Regions from separate parts of the Mus musculus genome. Here region 2 is linked to region 1. A link is a contact called in ENCODE Hi-C data. All regions are on one chromosome and are shown on one strand. The core of a region is the stretch at or near the end of the contact, and the rest is flanking DNA. Distances in the headings are between cores, read along the strand shown. Region 1 holds the start of Tmem115 (transmembrane protein 115). Region 2 holds the start of Cdc25a (cell division cycle 25A).

Region 1 (5,536 bases), core at 1,298-3,797:
AGACCAGGCTGGCCTTGAACTCAGAAATCCACCTGCCTCTGCTGAGTGCTGGGATTAAAGGCATGCACCACCATGCCCGGCTTTCTATCCACTTTCTTGATCCTGGAGAGAGGCTTTCTGAATGACCAGTCAACTGTCACAATTCAAGACTTCTCACTGGGGCAAGGGCAAGCTCTGGCCCAGTCCCATCTGAACAGCTCTAAGGACAGCTTTGTCCTTAAAAACTCAGCCCCCAGCCCATTTCCTCTACTAAGTAAGGTCAAGATGGAGTGGTCTTTAGGACACTCCCCAAAAACTCAAGCTGTAGTGCCCAAACTTAGGCCTGCAGCATGGCCTGGCTGTGTTCCCACACCTGCCAGCTGCTAACTCCTTCAAGGAAGGAGGCTACACTCAGCTATAGAGCCTCAGTGGGGAATGAGCTGAGAGAATTCTTCCCCTGAGGTCAGGAACCCCTTTCACAGGGGAGCAAAAGCAGGAGCCCGTGATAAATGCTAAGGAATAAGGTTGGCGAGAAACTTCCTCAACAGTCTCAGGAAGAACACTGGACACTGGGTCTCCTGGGAGCTGGGAACACTGTAGAGAGTCCATAGGTCTCAGAAAGTAAGACCTGAATTCAAAGAGCATTCTCCTGCCTTGGCTAACGTGTTCAGTGAATAATGCAGTGAGATTACTGATGCTGCACTTGAGCAGGTGATGCAGAGGTCTCTGACCTGCCTGGTGTGGTCAGGAGGCTCTCGCAGTGAGGCACACAACCTGTCTCCGTTGGTGATTGGGGTAAATTTAGTAATACCCCAATCATCCTACATTAAGAAGGGAAAGACTTAAGGACAAAGACCTCCTTCCCCATTTCCCATCACAGGAGAAAAGAGCCACAGTTTCTGTCTATCACTGGACCAGTGCTTAGAATTTGGAAATTCTGAGGCAAGACCAAAGGTAACTGGGCATTCTGTAGCCAGGTTTAGTGGTCCGAGTTGTGAGGTACACAGAGTCCAGAAACCTACACATTCAGTTCCCTCGAGGCCAAGACCTGAATCCCTTTTCTGAAGCCGCTCCCAACACCTGCCTGTAGCTCTCCAGCCTATATAGAGCAAACATCTCAATGGCTGGTTATGTGGCCACACCAACAGTCTAGCTACCAAGATTTTAGAGAAGTTCCCAGTACCTTCTGCGCTCCGCATCTTGAGGGTCTGTGCCTGGGAGGCTGATAGTGATGGACGACGGCGCTCCCACATCGTAGCGCTTCACTGTCTTCTGGCATATCTTTACTTTCACCAGGAGGCCGTGCACCAAGTTCGCTAGCAGCCCCACCACCGGTTGCAGGATCTCCGGGAAGAAGGTGGCAAAAGCAAAATGGTCAGCCATGTCCCCTCGGCCCCGGCTATGGCGCTGATAGAAGCGAAGATACACCCAACTGGATAGCAGCCCAAAGCCGTAGGAAGCCAGGGCTGGGCTCTGGAGCAGCGTGGCCAACCGGAGGAGTAGCAGCAACGCCAGCAACAGCATGGGAACGACGCTGACGCGGACCTGGGGCACTCGCAGAACCACACAGTCTCCCATAGTTTGCTTGAGGGCTACCAGAACACCACCTAGGAAACCCAGGGCGCCGTGGATACGAATAGTGAACAGGTAAACCAAGTTGAAGGAAGCCATGTAGGTGAGGAGGTAGGCGAGGGCCCCCAGAAGCCCCACTGACACATTCACCACCGAGAAGAAGATGAGCAGCTCCAAGGCTCCCCAGAGGGGCTCCAGTAATCGCCCGGCCACAACCACTGTGGCCAGGCTAATGGCCACGTCCCACACGTGCTGTTCCATGAGCCCGTGGGTGGCCAGGGTCCAGATCCAGAAGTTGGGTGGGAAAAGGTAGCCTGGGGTGACGGCCAGGCAGCCCGTGTCCACAGCGAAGGAAAGCAGGTAGAGAAACAGTACCACGGCGCACAGTGCCTTCACCACCACGCTGGCGCTGGCCAGGATGGCCCCCAGATGTTGGCGGGCACCAGGTAGGGCGCGTTGCATCTTCCTGGCGGACGTTGGCTTAAGGGAATGTGTGGAAGGTGGCCTAGGGGCCTCCCCGGGGCCTCGTCCCAGTTCGGCCCCGACGGGAGGCCCGGGCCCGGCTACTTCACTGGCTTCTGTTCCGTGGGAAGGCTCTGGTTCCGGTTTGATCCGGTTGTAGTTCCAAAGCGAGGAGAAAGTCTTCTTGCCGGGGACCTGTCGTTAGGCCCTGGGTAGCTTGGGCTCGCCTGCCTGCGGGTTCCGTCGGCCCAGCGGCCAGGCTAGCGTTAATCTCAAGGCTAGGCTTCCTCCATCCACTCTGAGACTCTGCGATCTGCGGGGAACTGGTGCCTCGTTCCGGCCCAAGTCAAGCCCGTTTAGCTCCGGCTGGGCTAGGGTTTTGGCTTGACGGTACCTCCTCCCCTCTCCGGGGCCGACAAACAGGGGCGCCGCGCCTGCGCGCCCCCGCCGGCGGCCGCGGCAGTACGCCCTCTGAGCGCTTGCCTTCCGGCTTCTCGGCATGCTGGGATACGGAGTCCTTGGGACCTAGCCGACCGGTTTCTTCATAGAACCACAAGTCCCAGAAGCTGTGCGCCGACCGGTCCCGTAGAGTGTACGGGCTAGGGAGCTTGGGAGTTGTAGTTTTCAGTGCTTACTCCTCCAGTTCTTAGGAGTTATGGAAGTTGAGATCAGTATTCCTGATGCAGTAAAGGGAGGTGTTAAGTGGGCGGGTTCAAGAGGTAGCACCGCCTTGGGCCACACACACTTGCTCAATTCTTTGGAGGAGATTGGCTCTATTTAGGATTTGTACAGGTACAGCAGTGTCTTTGTAAGCAGGTACATAAGAATGTGAACGGTTCTGATGAGTTGTACCAACGTGTGTGAACTAACCAGAAACTGTCGTCTGGCAAGTGAAGCCTAAGATGGGCTTGTTCAGTCATTTGTAGTCACTGTGTTATTGACCAAGTTCCCCGCTGCAATTTCAGGAGCCTTAAAAATGATGATGATGGCAGGCTCTTCCTATCTTAACGATCAAAGAAGGCAACTGTGTAAACGACTTGCCATTGTTGTATTGGGTGTTCGTTCACATTGTCCTTGTTCCAGCGAATTGTACTTGTAATTGTACATGAACTTTCCACCTAAGGGGGAATAAGGGTCAAGGCTGTGCTACTTCAGCGACTCTTTTCCCACTTGATTCCACTGGACAGAGAAATCTCCCTTGAGCTGGAGCGATGGATTAGCGGTTAAGAGCACTGACTGCTCTTCTAGAGGACCTGGGTTCAATTCCCAGCAACCACATGGCAGCTCATAACTGTAACTCCAGTTCCAGGGTTTCTGACACCCTTACACAGACACACATGCAGGCAAAACACCAATGAACATTAAAGAAAAAATATATTTAAGTCTCTCTATAAGTGCCAAGTTGGTCTAGGCTCAACTTTATGCTATAGTGGCTGTCAACAGGGTGTTTGAGATGTATTTAAAAGTTATTTTATAGCCGGGCGTGGTGGCACACACCTTTAATCCCAGCACTCGGGAGGAAGAGGCAGGTGGATTTCTGAGTTCGAGGCCAGCCTGGTCTACAAAGTGAGTTTTAGGACAGCCAGGGCTATACAGAGAAACCCTGTCTCGACCCTCCCCCACCCCCAAAAAAGTTATTTTATTTACATGTATGTGTGTCTTTGTGTGTATATGCCGTTAAGTGTGCAAGCCACCACAGAGGCCACAGCATGTCGGAAGCTGGATTTCTGAGCCACCAGATGTGGGTGCTGGGGTACAGGTTCTCTGTAAGAGCATCAGGCATTATTAACTATGGAGTCATCTCCCCAACCCTGAGATTTTTGTTATATATATATATATATATATATACACACACATATATATATACACACATATATATGCATATTTTTAAATGTGATTAATTATATTACAAGGGACTTTATTATAAAATCCCCTTTTAGCTATTGATCTCAGTACAACTGCCTGTGTGTTCAAAACTACCTTTCACCTTTTATTTTTGTCTGGGGTTAGGGTTCCTACTGTATGCCATATACCAGTGTTTGCTAAGTTTGACTTAGCAAATCAAAATACAGAGTTACTGGGCAGTGGTGGTTCAAGCCTTTAAGGTTGATCTCTGTGAATTGGAGGCCAGCCTGGTCTACAGAGTTAGCTCTAGGACAGCAAAGGCTATACAAAAAACTCCCTAAAACAAAACCCAAACTAAAAACCAAAACCCAAAACAAAATAGAGTCAAATACTTAATCAGATTTGATTTTTGAATAAACAATTTTCAGGAGAGGGACATCCCATGCCATATTACACACACACACACACACACACACCCCAAAACAAAACAAAACAAAACAAAACAAAACAAAACTAAAACAACTCATTTGTTCCTATAGAAGCAAGAATAAATTTATTCAGAGTACAGTAATAGCACAAATTATAATGACACTGTCAGTAATAACCATGGGCCACAGGGACGATAGTAACCAAGTACCAAAAACCTTATTAAAAAATTATCAGAATCTGGGGCTGGAAAGATGGTTCAGAGGTTAAGAGCATTGGATGCTCTTCCAAAGGACCCTGGCCCAGTTCCCAGCACCCACATGGTGGCTCACAACTGTTTGTAACTCCAGTTCCAGGGCATCTGACATCCTCACACAGAAATACATGCAGGCAAAACACCAATGCTCATAAAATCAATCAATCAATCAATCAATCATTTAAAAATGTCTTAGAGTCTGGGTGGTGGTATTTGCCTATAATCCAGCACTGGGATGGCTGAGGCAGGGGGATCAAGGCCATTTATGGTGATAGAGTGAGTTTGAAGCCAGGCTAGACTACGTGAGACTTTTCAAAAGCAATAAGCAAAGGAACAAACAGACAAATTAACTGCAAATGAGAATTGACTGGACTTTATCTGACAACCCCACTCCAAACCATGTGTGTTGTTCCAAGGCACGGGAACTGTTTTGGGGGCATGAGAGTAGTTCAGACGTGCGTTGCTCTAGGTCAGCCCCTGCAGAGGAGCGAGGGAAACCTCGCCATGGCTAATCCTGGAATGTCCTTTGTCATGTTTAGTATCCAAGTTTTCCTCCAGCCAGCCTAAAAGGCACACAAACACTCTCTTTCTGTCTTTCTGTCTCTGTCTGTCTGTCTGTCTCTGTGTTTCTCTCTCCTGTGTGTGTGTGTGCACACGCGCACGTGCTCGTGTGCACATGTGTATAGTAGTTTGAAATGAATGTTGGATGGTGTCCTCTATCATTTTCTACCCTGTAGGATCCCAGCGAGCAGTCATGGGTGGCCTGGAACTCACTGTGTAGACCAGACTGTTCTCAGACCAACAGACCTGCCTGCTTTGGCTTCCTCAGTGCTGGACTTAAAGGAGCACCACCATTTACCTTCTATTTTGAGAAGGGACTCTCCTCGCTGAGTCTGGAGCTCATGGGTCCAGCTAGGCTTTGGGTTTGATGACCTCTGGGTTTTTGCCTGTCCCCACTCTTCGTGCCTCCCGCCCCCAATGCAGTGGTTACAGTCC
Region 2 (5,010 bases), core at 1,035-3,534, 2.3 Mb before region 1:
CCGACACCCTCTCCTGGCCTTTGAGGAAAGTACACACCACATGCACACACGAGAGGCATGTGAGCCAACATCCACATATATAAAAGCACACATTAAAAAAAAAAAAAAGAAAAAAGAACTGGAATAAAGATTTGGCGCTTCTTCTCTTCATAAACTGTCTCAGGAGCTTCCTCTGTACTCTACTAAAGGGTGTTTGTCACTTCACACCACACCACACCACACCACAATTTCTATGTGTACTGTTGCCAATTAAATTCCTAGGCAAGATGCTTCCCGAATGGCTGACTCCAGATGAATGTGAAGGCTGAACGGACACCTGGAGTGGTCAGGGGGATGGATGGTGGCCCATGCCTTTAACCACAGCACTCAAGAGGCAAGAGGCCAATGTGATCTACATGGTGAGACCCTGTCTCAAAATAAATAAATTGATTTAATTAAATTCTTAAAAATAAGTGGCTTAGTGGTTAGTAGCACTTGGTGCTCCTGTAGAGGGGACAAATTCAGTTCCCAGCAGCCATATCAGGCAGCTCACAATGGCCTGTAACTCCAGCTCCAGCGGCTCTGATGCCTTCTGATCTAAACACACACGAGCACATACATAGACACACATGAACAGTAATGGCAATACCTGAATCGGTCGATTCTGAGGAGCCCATTCTCTGTAGACTGCTGTTATTTCTCACTTCCATTTTCTCACAGTCACTGAAACCAAGAGAGGCACCTCCACATGAGCAATTTCTAGCACATGATTAAAAAAAAGGTGACATACAGGCCACGAAGTAGCCAGGCTGCCACAAACCATCTTTGAGAGACCAAGCCAAGGACACCCCACTTGGCCACCCAGAATACCCCAGTTGGCATTTAAACAAAGAAAGGAGTGAGTGGTTTGGCCTTGGGCCACATTGTCAGACAGGCCTGTGGCAAGGGCTGGGTTTCCTTAAAGGAGAGCCTCAGTCTGAGGTTCTGAGTGAGCCAGGAGTAAGGGCAAAGGTGACTAGGCCAGGAGTCCCAGCTTTTCAGGGTTTGCAAAAGTTGTAAGACAAGTTTAGGAGGCGAAATACCCAACATCGAAGGAAAAGCAACTTCACTAAAAATAGTGTTAAGCATTTTTGTTAGTGATAGTGGTGTAGGACTACAAAGTCCTCGAAGATTTCCAATATGGAAAAGTTAGGTAAAAAGTGATAGCTTAAAAAAGGTAGTAGATGGGTAGATACAAGAAACGTGCCGGCCAGGTGGCTGCATAGATTTTACACAAATGCAAGAAAAGAAAATGCCACGTCCCTTTGTTGAGAAGGAACAAAGCTTACAGGAAACTAAGATCCGGCGCGGGTGGTTCAGCAAAGAGGGCCTAGGAGGACCCATTCTCACCCTCCCTCCCAACCCCCATAAGGGTAGATTCCAAAGACTTTTCTGGAATAGAGACAGCGTAGAGAGAAATCTGAAAGGGGTGAACAAGACAGGATGCCCAGCAGGCTTCCTCGATCTCCGCGGTCTGGCTCTTGGCTGAGGATAGCCCTGGACTATCCGAACGGCCTCTCCCGCCCAACATTCCGCCCGGGAGGGAGGGTGCACATGGCGGGCCCTAGCCAGGCCATTCCGGGTCGGAGCATCAGAACCAAGTGGACAGACTCTGTTTCCTGCTGGATCATCCCGAGGGCCGACCAGAGGCCAGCGGCCTGGGGCATCGCTCGCTGGTCTCTCACCTGCCCAGTCCTTCCAGCTGGTCCATGGTGACCGTCAGGTTGGTGACAGGGGACAGTCCGCCAGCAGCTGACGCGCCAAACAGCATCTTCCCCGTGGGCTGCGGCGCAGGCGTGGGGCTGCAAGCGAAGAACAGGCGGCGGCGGTGGGGGGGCTCCGGGCCCAGTTCCATGGCGCCGCCGGGCCTGCCCGGACTCCCGCTCCGTCTTCCTCCGCCTCCGCTGCGCCGGGCCCCGCCCCGCTGGCACCGGCTTCAGCCGCGTGCCACGCCACCAGCGCCCGCGGGTCAAACACAAACACGACCCCGCGGTTCAGAGACGCGGCCGCCACGGGCAGCGGCGCGGACCGGCGAGCGTAGGGGACTCGGCAGGCGCCAGGCACAAGCACCGGTGCTTCCCTCTCTGTCCCGCGAGGCCCGCAGGCGGGCGGGCGCCTGCAACCTCAAGATTAAATCCAAACAAACTCCGTGGAGGAAGAGTCTTGAGACCACCGCTCCGACTAACTCGCCTCACTTTTTTTCTCCCTCCTTGCTCCGTAGCCGGCTCGCAGAGAAGGAACCTTCACTTCCCTCACCACCAAAGTGGCCTTAGCGTTAATTGCTGCACACTCAGGATAGCCGCCGCCCCGCCCCTTTCCTAGTTGGCGCCAAACGGAATTCACCAATCAGGAAGCAAACTTCTCCTCGCTCCCGAATGACAGCTGAGCCGGACCAATGAGAAGGAAAGGAGGAAGCGTCTCGTGGGCCTCCTCGAGGTCACGCCCTCTCTCGGTGGGGGCGAAGCCTGAAGAGTTGGGAGGTGGCTGAAATGAGAAAGGAGTCAATGAAACTTTCTGTGGGGGCGCTAGTCCCTACCGAAAGGCCCCGCTCTTTTTCAGTTGCATGCTGGGTAGTGTAGTTCCTACAGCGTGTGCTACACACCTGTCTGAGCTACTGAGCATAGTGCTGTGCACTTTTTTTTTTTTTTTTTTTTTTTTTTTTTTTTTTTTTAGGAGACAGAGAGACTAGGGAAGGCCATCTGGACCAGGCGTTGGCTCTTCTCTAACTGTGTGGTACAGTACCATGGATCCTGGATCCCTCTTTTCCTTCACAGGACTTCAGGCTCTGATTTTGTCTTTCTTTTTTTCTTTTTCGAGACTGGGTTTCTCTGTGTAGCCCTAGCTGTCCTCGAACCCGCTCTGTAGACCAGTCTGGCCTCGAATTCAGATCGATCTGCCTCTGTCTCTGCCTCTCGAATGCTGAAATTAAAGGCATGTGCCACCATTCCTGCTCCAGACTCTGATTAATTAATTTAATTAATTTTTGAAATAGGGACTTTTTTTTTTAATAGCCCGGGCTGAAACAGGAGTAGTTGAGAGCTATGATCCACAGATAGCAAGCAGAGAGAAGGGGGTGGGGGGAGGTGGGATGGAGAAAGGAAGAGGGAGAGGGAGGGAGGGAGGGAGGGAGGGAGGGAGGAAGAGAGAGAGAGAGAGAGAGAGAGAGAGAGAGAGAGAGAGAGAGAGAGAGAGAGAGACTTTGCCTGGTGTGGGTTTTTAAGAACTCAAAACCCACTCCCATCTACACACCTGTTCCAACAAGGCCACACCTTCTCTAAAATCCCTCCCAAACAGTTGGGGATCAAGCATTCAATCATATGAGCCCATGGGAGCCATTCAAATCACTGTAAAAGTACTAGGCAACATTTAGTGTTTATGTACATGACAGTGTTTCATGTGTGATAACTCTACTAGTGTACTTAATCTTTACAAGTCTTACATCACAAAAATAATTCCAGGAGGGACCAGAGTGAAGGGAAGGTAGTTACTTTATTCACTATTTAGATGAATAACCATTATATCACAAGACATGGTTATGGGCTTCTTAAGTATCTTCACTATGGCCATATTTGTGATTCCATATATTTTTCTTTTGAGACAGGGTCCCGTGCAGTCAGGCTGGCTTTGGACTCTCTATAGTCAAGGATGGCCTTGAATTTGATCTCCCAGTTCACCACTGAACTTAGTTTTGTGCTTGTTAGGTAAACACTTCTAAGTAAGCTACATCCCACCCTACCCCCATTGAGCTTCCCCAGTTACATTGCTCAAAGGATGTAATTTGAGCTGGGGAAGGTGAGAAATACCTGCAACTACAGAATGTGGGAGTTGGAAGCAGAAATTTAAAGTCACCTTCAGCTGCACAGGGAGTTCTAGGCCAGGTGGGGCTACTTAAGGCCCTTCTCAAAAAACAAGCAACACCAAAAAAAAAAAAAAAAAAAAAATGTAAAGCGGGGCGTGGTGGCGCACTCCTTTAGTCCCAGCACTCGAGAGGCAGAGGCAGGCGGATTTCTGAGTTCGAGGCCAGCCTGGTCTACAAAGTGAGTTCCAGGACAGCCAGGGCTATACAGAGAAACCCTGTCTCGAAAAACCAAAAAACAAAAAAAAAAAACAAAAAAACAAAAAAACAAAAAAAAGAAAAGAAAAGAAAAGAAAACAACAACAACAACAAACCTAAGCAACAACAACATTAAAAAAAAAGTCTTGGAGCTGATAAGATGTCTCAACAGGTGAAGATGCCTGTGAGCCAAACCTGATCTTTATTTTTCGAGACAGGGTTTCTCTGTATCGCCCTGGCTGTCCTGGAACTCACTCTGTAGACCAGGCTGGCCTCGAACTCAGAAATCCCCCTGCCTCTGCTTCCTTAGTACTAGGATTAAAAGTGCGCACAACCACTGCCCCATCAATGTGTAAAGATCAAACAAAATTGAAGTAACACGATATGAGTTGGCTTGCTTATTTCTCTTAAAGGTTTTCTCTTGTAAACGAAGTTGCAAGGGAGCTTGTACAAGGCCACAAACTTTCTGGCCCTGAGTAAGCAGAGCTGCTATTTCAGTGTTCTTCATATTTGTTGCTTGTTAGTGGTACTGAGGGTGAGTTTATTTTTAAGAGTTTTTATTATTATTTATGTATGTATATGTGTGTCTGTGTATGTGCAAGTGCCTGATAAAGCCAGATGCATGTCCCATCCCTCAGAGCTCCCATTACAGGTAGTTCACAGCGACCTGATATTTGTGCTAGGTGTTGAACTTGGGTCCTCTGTAGAAACAGTACCTGCCCTTAACCCCTGAGCCATCTCTGCTGTGGTGGACAGTCTTTTCAGACAGAGTTTCTTGTATCCCAGTCCCTGGCCTCATGGCCTAAAATAGTTTTGAACTCTGGTTTTATGGATGCCTGTTCCCAAGAGCAGGGACTATAGGAATGTGCCACCATCTCCAATGTAGACTGGGGTCACACAAAAATAATATAGACACTATCTCAACCTAGCTGTCTTGC

Evidence for each region. Hi-C counts contacts between places; a loop is a spot of excess contacts on that map.
Region 2: a map of T-helper 1 cell shows a loop between it and region 1 (6-fold over the local background). The contact joins the promoter of Cdc25a here to the promoter of Tmem115 in region 1. A Hi-C loop is called at or near these places in 3 of 37 maps with a recorded cell type or tissue (T-helper 1 cell, T-helper 17 cell and heart).

What each region holds. Positions count from the first base shown.
Region 1 is chr9:107,530,956-107,536,491 of GRCm38, reverse strand. It overlaps Tmem115 (transmembrane protein 115), which reads right to left and starts at 2,547. Exons shown (of 2, transcript NM_019704.2): 1 at 1,163-2,547. The coding sequence starts at 2,013.
Region 2 is chr9:109,872,853-109,877,862 of GRCm38, reverse strand. Cdc25a (cell division cycle 25A) reads right to left here and starts at 2,284. Exons shown (of 15, transcript NM_007658.3): 1 at 1,704-2,284; 2 at 629-702. The coding sequence starts at 1,873.